Linked DNA regions of Homo sapiens: region 2 is linked to region 1. A link is a contact called in ENCODE Hi-C or POLR2A ChIA-PET data. All regions are on one chromosome and are shown on one strand. Each heading gives the region's core, a stretch centred on a gene start or an enhancer-like site at or near the end of the contact. The rest is flanking DNA. Distances are from core to core; before and after follow the strand shown.

Evidence for each region. A loop is a pair of places that touch in the nucleus more often than their neighbours do. ChIA-PET counts read pairs that join two places held with the same protein, here RNA polymerase II (POLR2A). Pooled maps may share reads with other maps.
Region 2: a map of ascending aorta shows a loop between it and region 1 (2.9-fold over the local background). The contact joins the promoter of AGAP1 here to the enhancer-like site in region 1. A Hi-C loop is called at or near these places in 1 of 168 maps with a recorded cell type or tissue (ascending aorta) and 1 of 50 pooled maps. POLR2A ChIA-PET finds 5 or more read pairs at or near these places in 2 of 52 experiments (T-cell and activated T-cell).

What each region holds. Positions count from the first base shown.
Region 1 is chr2:234,986,883-234,990,647 of GRCh38, forward strand. The region is part of intron 1 of SH3BP4 (SH3 domain binding protein 4); the gene reads left to right. Among named protein-coding and RNA genes, the nearest start is that of SH3BP4, 37 kb to the left of the region's middle. Within about 2 kb of position 2,514, at least 21 of the 41 ENCODE cell types and tissues checked have a DNase peak (open chromatin) inside an H3K27ac peak, as active enhancers do; they include ascending aorta, where a contact is called at or near this core.
Region 2 is chr2:235,491,791-235,495,825 of GRCh38, forward strand. AGAP1 (ArfGAP with GTPase domain, ankyrin repeat and PH domain 1) reads left to right here and starts at 2,253. Exons shown (of 18, transcript NM_001037131.3): 1 at 2,253-3,059. The coding sequence starts at 2,897. RefSeq lists an enhancer at 3,507-4,035.

The DNA.
Region 1 (3,765 bases), core at 1,264-3,763:
CAACCTCAGCCCCCCAAGTAGCTGGGATTACAGGCATGTGCCTCCATGCCCGGCTAATTTTTTGTATTTAGTAGAGATGAGGTTTCACCATGTTGGTCAGGCTGGTCTCTAACTCCTGACCTCAAGGGATCCACCCGTCTTGGCCTCCCAAATTGCTTGGATTACAGGCATGAGCCACCCCGCCCGGCCTGCTAATGGTTTTCAGAGGCAGCATCAACATCAGCTGGGAGCATGTTAGAAATGCACATTCTCAGGCCCACCCCAGACCTACAGAATCAGAAACTGAGCGTTGTTGGGCCCAGCAACCTGTGTTGTAATCAGCCCTCCAGGTAATTCCAGTGAATGCTGGCGTTTGAGAACTACTGCCTTAGTCACAGAATTTCACGGGTGTTGTATGCAATTTCTACTATGTATTTGGCACTCAGTGTCTGGTATATTTCAAAGAAAAAAAAAAAAGACAGGGTCCCTGCCCTCAACATGGTCTACAGGCTGGAAGAAAAATTAAAGCAAGAGAAACCCACATGAACTTGATGTACGTTAGAGCCCCATGTTACAGTTGAGGAAAACGAGGCCCAGGAAAGATGAGTCATTTAGCAAAGGTCGTGGAGCTGGTGTGAGAAACGTGAACCCACATGTTTGACTTATGACAATCTCCAGACCCTTCATTCCCCAGGCCGCCTCCCCCCAACATGGGCGGCTCATGGTGTCCCCCCACTTATTCATGCGAGAGAGTTCCGAGGTCAGAATCAAAGCCTAGGACGCCTTCCTTGAGACACTCTCCTTGGCTTGCTTTTAGGTGGTGATTTTCGAAACCTTGGATTAAAACCTTCACCCCCCACAGCCACAGTAGAGTCCAGAATGATGAACTAGATCTTGTGAGGCTCCAGAAGTGATTGGGCAGTGAGTTGAAAAAGTCAAAGTCTAGAAGAATCATTAAAAATACAAGGAAAAGCCGAGTGTGCATGGGTCTTCCAGTCTTTCTGTTGGGTGCAGGTCTTTTCTGAGTGTGGGTTTGGCCATGGTGTCTCCTGTGTAACCCACATGCATGATGACATCATTGATTTCCAGTCCAAGATGGCGCCATGACACAGGGACACTGGTGAAGCCATCCATGCCCAGAGTTCTCCTAGAGTTGACTGCATTTTCCTCAGGTGTTTAATGTCATTTAGCTTGCCAGCCACATTTTTTTTTCTTTGAGTCAGAGTCTCACTCTGTCGCCCAGGCTGGAGTGCGGTGGTGTAATCCCGCCTCACTGCATCCTTCGCCTCCCGGGTTCAAGCAATTCTCCTGCCTCAGCCTCCCAAGTAGCTGGGACTATGGGCGCCCACCACCACGCCTGGCTAATTTTTTGTATTTTTAGTAGAGACAGGGTTTCACCGTGTTAGCCAGGATAGTCTTGATCTCCTGACCTCATGATCTGCCCACCTTGGCCTCCCAAAGTGCTGGGATTACAGGCGTGAGCCACCACACCCGGCCCGCCAGCCACGTTTTTAAGTGATTCACCTTTAGCGAGTCTTTCTGAAACATTTCACTTGAATTGCCAAGGGAGCTGCCCTTGTCTCACCCCTGGCCATCAGTTTATGTAGTAATTAAATATGTAAAATTTCCACAACAAGGACCCCAGCTCCAGCCAGGGGAGCAGAGCCCAAAGGGGAATGAGAAAGTAGTCTTCCGGCCACACAGGTGTAGTGGGCCCTGTGTCTCATTGTCCTCCCGTCTTCACACTCAAAGGCAGGGGGCCTCCGCCTCCTCCACCGCCCTGCCAGGGAGGGAGGGCGTTCAGAGAAGGCAGCCACTCGGTGCTGCGCGGGTGCCAGGAGGAGCTCACGGTGTGTAGGGGGGACGCATGAACAGGTGAACAAAGCCGTTGCGGGTGCTGGGTGGGTGGTTGTCTCAACGCCCCTCCTCCATTTTTATGCTTAGTATTCATTCTAGGTTTAACACAGGAGAGAGGAAGGTTATATCCCATTCCGTATCACATTCTCTGTAAAATTGGAAATTTTATGTAATTACAGGAAGGGTAAGTGAAGCAGTTCTGTGTTCTGCATAAGAAAATGTAACATCCATCAGGTGAGATTTCAGGCCCTCTCACTTGGCTGCTTCATCCATCTGTTGCCCAAATACGTTGTCAGTGTGTAAGTTTTAATAGTGTTGATTTTGATAGCATGAAGTAGAAAGGCTTTTGTCCATCTATCAGAGTGTCGCTTTCTCAGTTCTGTAAATTGGTTGTCTCGGAGTGGAATGATCTGCCCTCATAGAGAATGAAAAACCTGGGGTTGGGTCCATGGCCAGGCCATGAAGTCTCTGTGTAGTCTTGGACGTGCCGTGCATGAGGACTGATTGTGCGAACCCGAAGCTGTAGGAGGATGGCGTCACTGTGCTGCCAGAGCGGGGCCAGAGATGCCTCCCCTCTTTTTGAGGTTGGAGCCAGCTCTAGAAAGAAACCTTGAAATGGATGTTGGGCCCGTTCCCGTCTCCCTTTCTGACCACACCTACGTCTGCTTTTCTTTCCTTCCCTCTTGCCATCTCCTACCCTAGCTGGTCTCTTGGCAAACACTCCTGGCATGCAGCCATGTACCCGGGTGAATGCCCACTTCCGTTTGGCCTGAGCCTACATCCCGCCTGGCCCTTTGCCCACTGCGTAAGTAGGAAGGGTAGAGAACAGGGCTTGGCACACTTTTCTCTGTAAAAAGCCAGAGAGTAACTATTTTCCACCTTGTGGGCCATAAGGTCTGTGTCACAGCTCCACTGTTTTGGTTGCACAGAAGAGCTATTGATAAACTGGTGGGGCTGGGCTCTGTGCAACTTAGGTAAGGACACTGCGACTTAAATTTCTTATCATTTTCACGTCGTGAAATATTACTCTTTTTATTTTCCCCCCAACTGTTTAAAAATAGAAAGACGTTCTTTGTTCATGGGCCATACAAAGATAGGTGGCCAGGTTGGATTTGGCCCGCGGGCTGTAGTTTGCCTCTGGGTTGGACAAGAATTTTCAGGGTGAACACCCCTCATCCAAAAATTTGAAATCCAAAATGCTGCAAACTCTGAAACTTTTTCAGCACCAACGTGATGCCACAAGTGGAAAATTTCTCACCTAATCTCACATGACAGGTTGCAGTCAAAACTCCAGAACAAAATTATGTAAAATGTTGTATAAAATCACCTTTGGACTATGTGTATAAGGTACGGATGAAACATAAATGAATTTAGTGTTTAGACTGGGGTCCCATCTGCAAGATATCTCATTGTGTATGTGCAGATGTTCCAAAATCTGAAATCCAAAGCACTTCTCGTCCCAGGGATTTTGGATAAATGGTACTCAGCGTGTATTTAGTTCTACTTTGTAGTTTGGTTCTACTGACTGGCTCTGATGTATGGTGGTGGGTGAGGCTGGAGCGACCCCAGTCATCCAGCTGTCGGGGATGCAGGCTGTAGAGGCTCTTCTGGCCGATGGCTCCATTGATGTCCACTGTGGAGGCTTAAAAAATCTAAGAAATAGGCTTACACGTTTTCCAGTTTACTCAACACCAGCCTAACATTGCTTCACCTCAACCCTTCAAGAATGTGTCCCATAACTAAGTGGGTTGGACTTTTGGGCCCATACCTGAAGTTGTTGGAACAAAATTAGTTTTGTGTGTTCCTGCATATTCCCTGGGAACTCATGCGGGTCTGGCCCTGAAAGACTCAGCTCTGCAGCGTGGACCAGCTCTTGGTGTGGTCAGCACAGGCCAGCCTGTAGGTTGAGTTGGGTGAAGAGTTCACGGA
Region 2 (4,035 bases), core at 1,003-3,502, 500 kb after region 1:
AGGGCAGACACACTTACTGCCCGTATGAAAGATCTGAGCTCTCTAAGCTAAGGGTTAAAAACTTATAAAACTCGTATAGGGCAGCTGACTCCAAGTACAGGCTTCACCTGGGCCTCATGTTGCCCGTGGGAATTGGGTCTCAGTAAACTGGTGCATGAAAATGCTGATATTCCAGCTAATGCTACTATTATGAATAACAAAGTCCTTTGTTTCTGATCTGGGAGTCTCATGTCTTCTGCCAGCATCCATGAATTGTGGCAGGCTAACTTGTTAGCTTACAAGTAGGGGAATAGCTCAGCCCCTGAGCAGCTCTTGATAAGAGCTCATGCCTGTGGGGCGAGGCCAGATGGGAGTCATTGGAGGGTTTTGAGAAAAGGCATGACAAGTCCGGACGTAGGTTTTGTAAGTTTCACCAGGTAGGAAGCAGTGAGCTATTACAATTGTTAGATCTAGTGATGGTCCAGCTAGATGATCCTGACTTCAGCCGAGTGGTGAGAAGTCGTGGGATTCTGGATCCTCTGAAGGTGGAGCTGACACCATTTGGGATATGAGAGAATGATAAGCAAAAAGGACAGCACTGAATTTTTCGCCTAAGCAAATGGTGGCCTGGAGTTGCCGATGACTGGGATGGAGAAGATTTTTAGGAGATGTAGCCGGAAGGGATGGCAGGAGTTCAGCTGGCGACATGCTGGACTTAAACACCAGCTAGGCTTCAGGAAATGTTGAGGATGCAGGTGGATGTGAATTTGTTATTCAGGGGTGAGGTCACAGCTGGAGATACATATGAGCTTCATTAACCTGTGTATGATATTCAAAGCCATAAGACAGGGGCGATCACAGCAAATAGCAAAGAAAAGAGGCCTAACCATAAGCCCTGGGGCCCTCCATATTTAGAGGTTAGGGGAGTAGAAGAAAACCACAAAAGGGACAGTGAAGCCAGAAACACAGCAGGAAGCCCTGGTGAGCACTGGGAGAAGGGGTTTCCAGGAGCGCAAGTGATCAGCTGCTGCTGATAGGTCAGGTTTGGTGAGGCCACATGCCTGCCTCTTGGTTACTAGAGTTACTTATGCGTGGACAGCCCGAGGCATGGAGTGATGACCTGTGCCTAAGTGTCAAGGAGAAGACAAGCAGGTCCGGAATGGTAAAAATGTCAGCACATCTTTGGGAAGTTGTGGAGCCCAGCCAGTAAGCCAACACGGCTGGATACCAGGGTGCTTAGGCCATAGCAAACTGCATGTGAGCCGGTGAAGGCTCAGCAGGCTTTAAACGGGGATGCCGGCCCGGCTGGCTGAGTTTCAGAAAGACCACGCCGATGGCTGGGGGCAGGGACTCAGCCAGTGTCCTCAATCCAGGACCTTGTGGGACCGCCCGGCAGCCAGTGCTTCCGCAAATCTGAAGGGTCCCATTTGCCTCAAAGCGGCGAGACGAGCCTTCCAAGCGCTGCTGCAGTGCGGTCCCAGCTCCGCGGGGGGTCCCCGGGGATGACCTAAATCGGGGATTGCGGTGGGACAGACGGTCCAGGGGCTAAGGAACCCCGTGGAGCAGGCAGCGGCGCTCAGGAGGCAGCAGCTTGAGATCCACGGCTCGATTTTTAAAAATTGTAAGGGAGAAGGATGCCTCGAAAGCCTCTGTGGTATTTTGTCGCATCTCGCACCCCTGTCTAAACTTCAGTCCACTCGTGGAGTGTGGACCCCCACGCCGCATGGGCTCAGGAGGCGCTTCGCCTTTGGAAAGAAATCGCATGTATTAAGGGAAAGCACGTGTGCTACTTTGAGAAAGGAGGCAGAAAGTTACCAAACGCGGGAAGGGGAGGCTCGCCAACCAAGCGAGGCCGTGGGACACTGGCGAGTCGCAGAGGCTCCTGGAGCCAGCCGCTTGGAAACAAACAACAACGCGGCGGGCGAACTCCCGGGCAGCCTCCCCCGTGCCGGGGCGCGGGGGCCGCCGCGAGAACCCGGGCAGGAGCTGGCAGGCGCGGGGCCTGGCCGGCGGGAGGGTCCCGCACCCCGGCCCAGTGTGAACACCCCGCGCACCCCCCTGGCCCGGCCCGCCGGGGGCGCGGACTACAAGTCCCAGGAAGCCCAGAGGCAGGCGCGGGGCGGGGCCTGGCGCAATTCCCCGGGATCCGGCGCGCTGGGAAGCGCCGAGGAGGACGCAGCGCCGGCGGCCGGAGGGCGGCAAGCGCGCGGGCAGGCGGGGCGCGGGCGCGGGCGCGGGCGAGGGCGAAGGCGGGGGCGGGGCCGACGTGGGCCGGAGCCCTGCGTGCCAGGGAGGGGGCCGGCCGGGCAGGCGGCGGGCGGCGCTCGGAGCGGGCTCCGCGGCTTGCAAGGCGCCTGCGACTCGGTCCCAGGTCGGCGGGCGGCGCACGGCGGGCTCGCGCGGGGGCCCCGGCGCGCCGGGCGGCGCAGTACGCAGCGCGCGGACCCACGCCACGGCCAGGAGCCCAGAGCAGCGCGGCCACACTGCCCAGGGGTCGGCCCTCGGCCCCGGCGCTCGGAGCGCGGCGGCTGCCTGGGCTTTAATGGCTGCTCCGCGGAGCAGCGCCTAGGGCTGGAAGGCGGCTGCGGCTCAGGAAGTCACCCGAGCAAGCCTCCTTCGGGGCCGGCCGCACCCGCCGCGGCGCGCTCCATGGGGGCGCGCTCCCCCCGGGCGGCCCGCTGACCCGGGACGCCGGGGCCCGCTCGCTCGCCGGCCGCGCGTCCCGGCCATGAACTGAGCCCGCGGGCCAGCCCCGCGCCTGCTCCGCCCGCGCCTTTCTTCTCGCGCCTCCTCCGCCCGCCGCCGGCGGGCCCGGCTCCCCGGGGGCTGCGGCGCCCCGGGCTCGGCGGCCCGCGGGCCCCGGGGCGCGGGGCGGCGGCGGCGGGGGGCGCGCGGCTCCGGGCGCGGCGCCTGCACCATGAACTACCAGCAGCAGCTGGCCAACTCGGCTGCCATCCGGGCCGAGATCCAGCGCTTCGAGTCGGTCCACCCCAACATCTACTCCATCTACGAGCTGCTGGAGCGCGTGGAGGAGCCGGTGCTGCAGAACCAGATCCGGGAGCACGTCATCGCCATCGAAGGTGAGGGCCGGGCCGCCTTGGGGCCTCGGGAAGGCACGGACGCCCGCGGCGCGGCGGGGGTGTGCGCTGTGTGCGTGCGGGTGTCCACACACGCCGGCCGGGGCACGCGGCTGCTCCGCCGAGGGAGCACTGCGGCGCTGCTTGTCTTGCAAGGCCGGGCGAGCGTCGCCTGCGCCCCGCCGCGCCGCGAGCTCCGCCAGGAAGATAGATCGTCAGCGTTAATTTGATCGTGGACAATAGAGTCTCTCCTGCGGGAAAGTGGCTCGGTGCCTCCGCGTCCTGGGCTGCCGGAGCGTCCCGGCCCAGCAGACGCCTGGGGGCAGCCGGCGGGGTCGGCGCCACCCGACCCCTGACAGGTTACCAGGCCAGGCCTGGGCGTCTTGCTGGACGTTGAAGACGTGTTCTGAGAAGTGCTGCCGCTGGGGGCGAGGCCCGGGCCGGCGTGTTTGGGCGGTGCAGGGCTGCCCTCCTTAGTGTGTTTGCTTAATTCAGGGGTGCAGTTGAACTTAGTGGATGCCGAGAGCCAGCCCTAGCCGCGGGAGCATCGTGTCCAGGTGCCCCTGTGCAAACGCTGGAACCGGTAGTGTGCTTTGTACCAACCAAAAGTCCGGGGTTGGATTAGAGGAAGAACCCTACCAGGAGGGCAGGGCGTCCTCCAGCGGAAGGGTCTCGCTTTCATATGTCTGCAGTTGGAGGCCACTGAAGTGGAGGGTGCTGTGGTTTTAAGAGGGGCAGGATGCTTGGGCAGAATCCCCACCCGCTTCCCTCTGCATGTCAGGCAGGGCCATGGCCTTCCAGGAGAGCTACAGCAGCAGTCTGCCTTCCGGGGCTGTGCCCTCTGGATTTCTGGTGGCTCTCATTTCTCTGTTTCCAGGCTGCTGATTTATTTTCTTGCTTCATCCCTTTGGTCCGGCCAAGACTCACCTGGGGCACCAGGTGGCATGTGCGTGGACAGTGTGGAGTCATATCTTAGCCA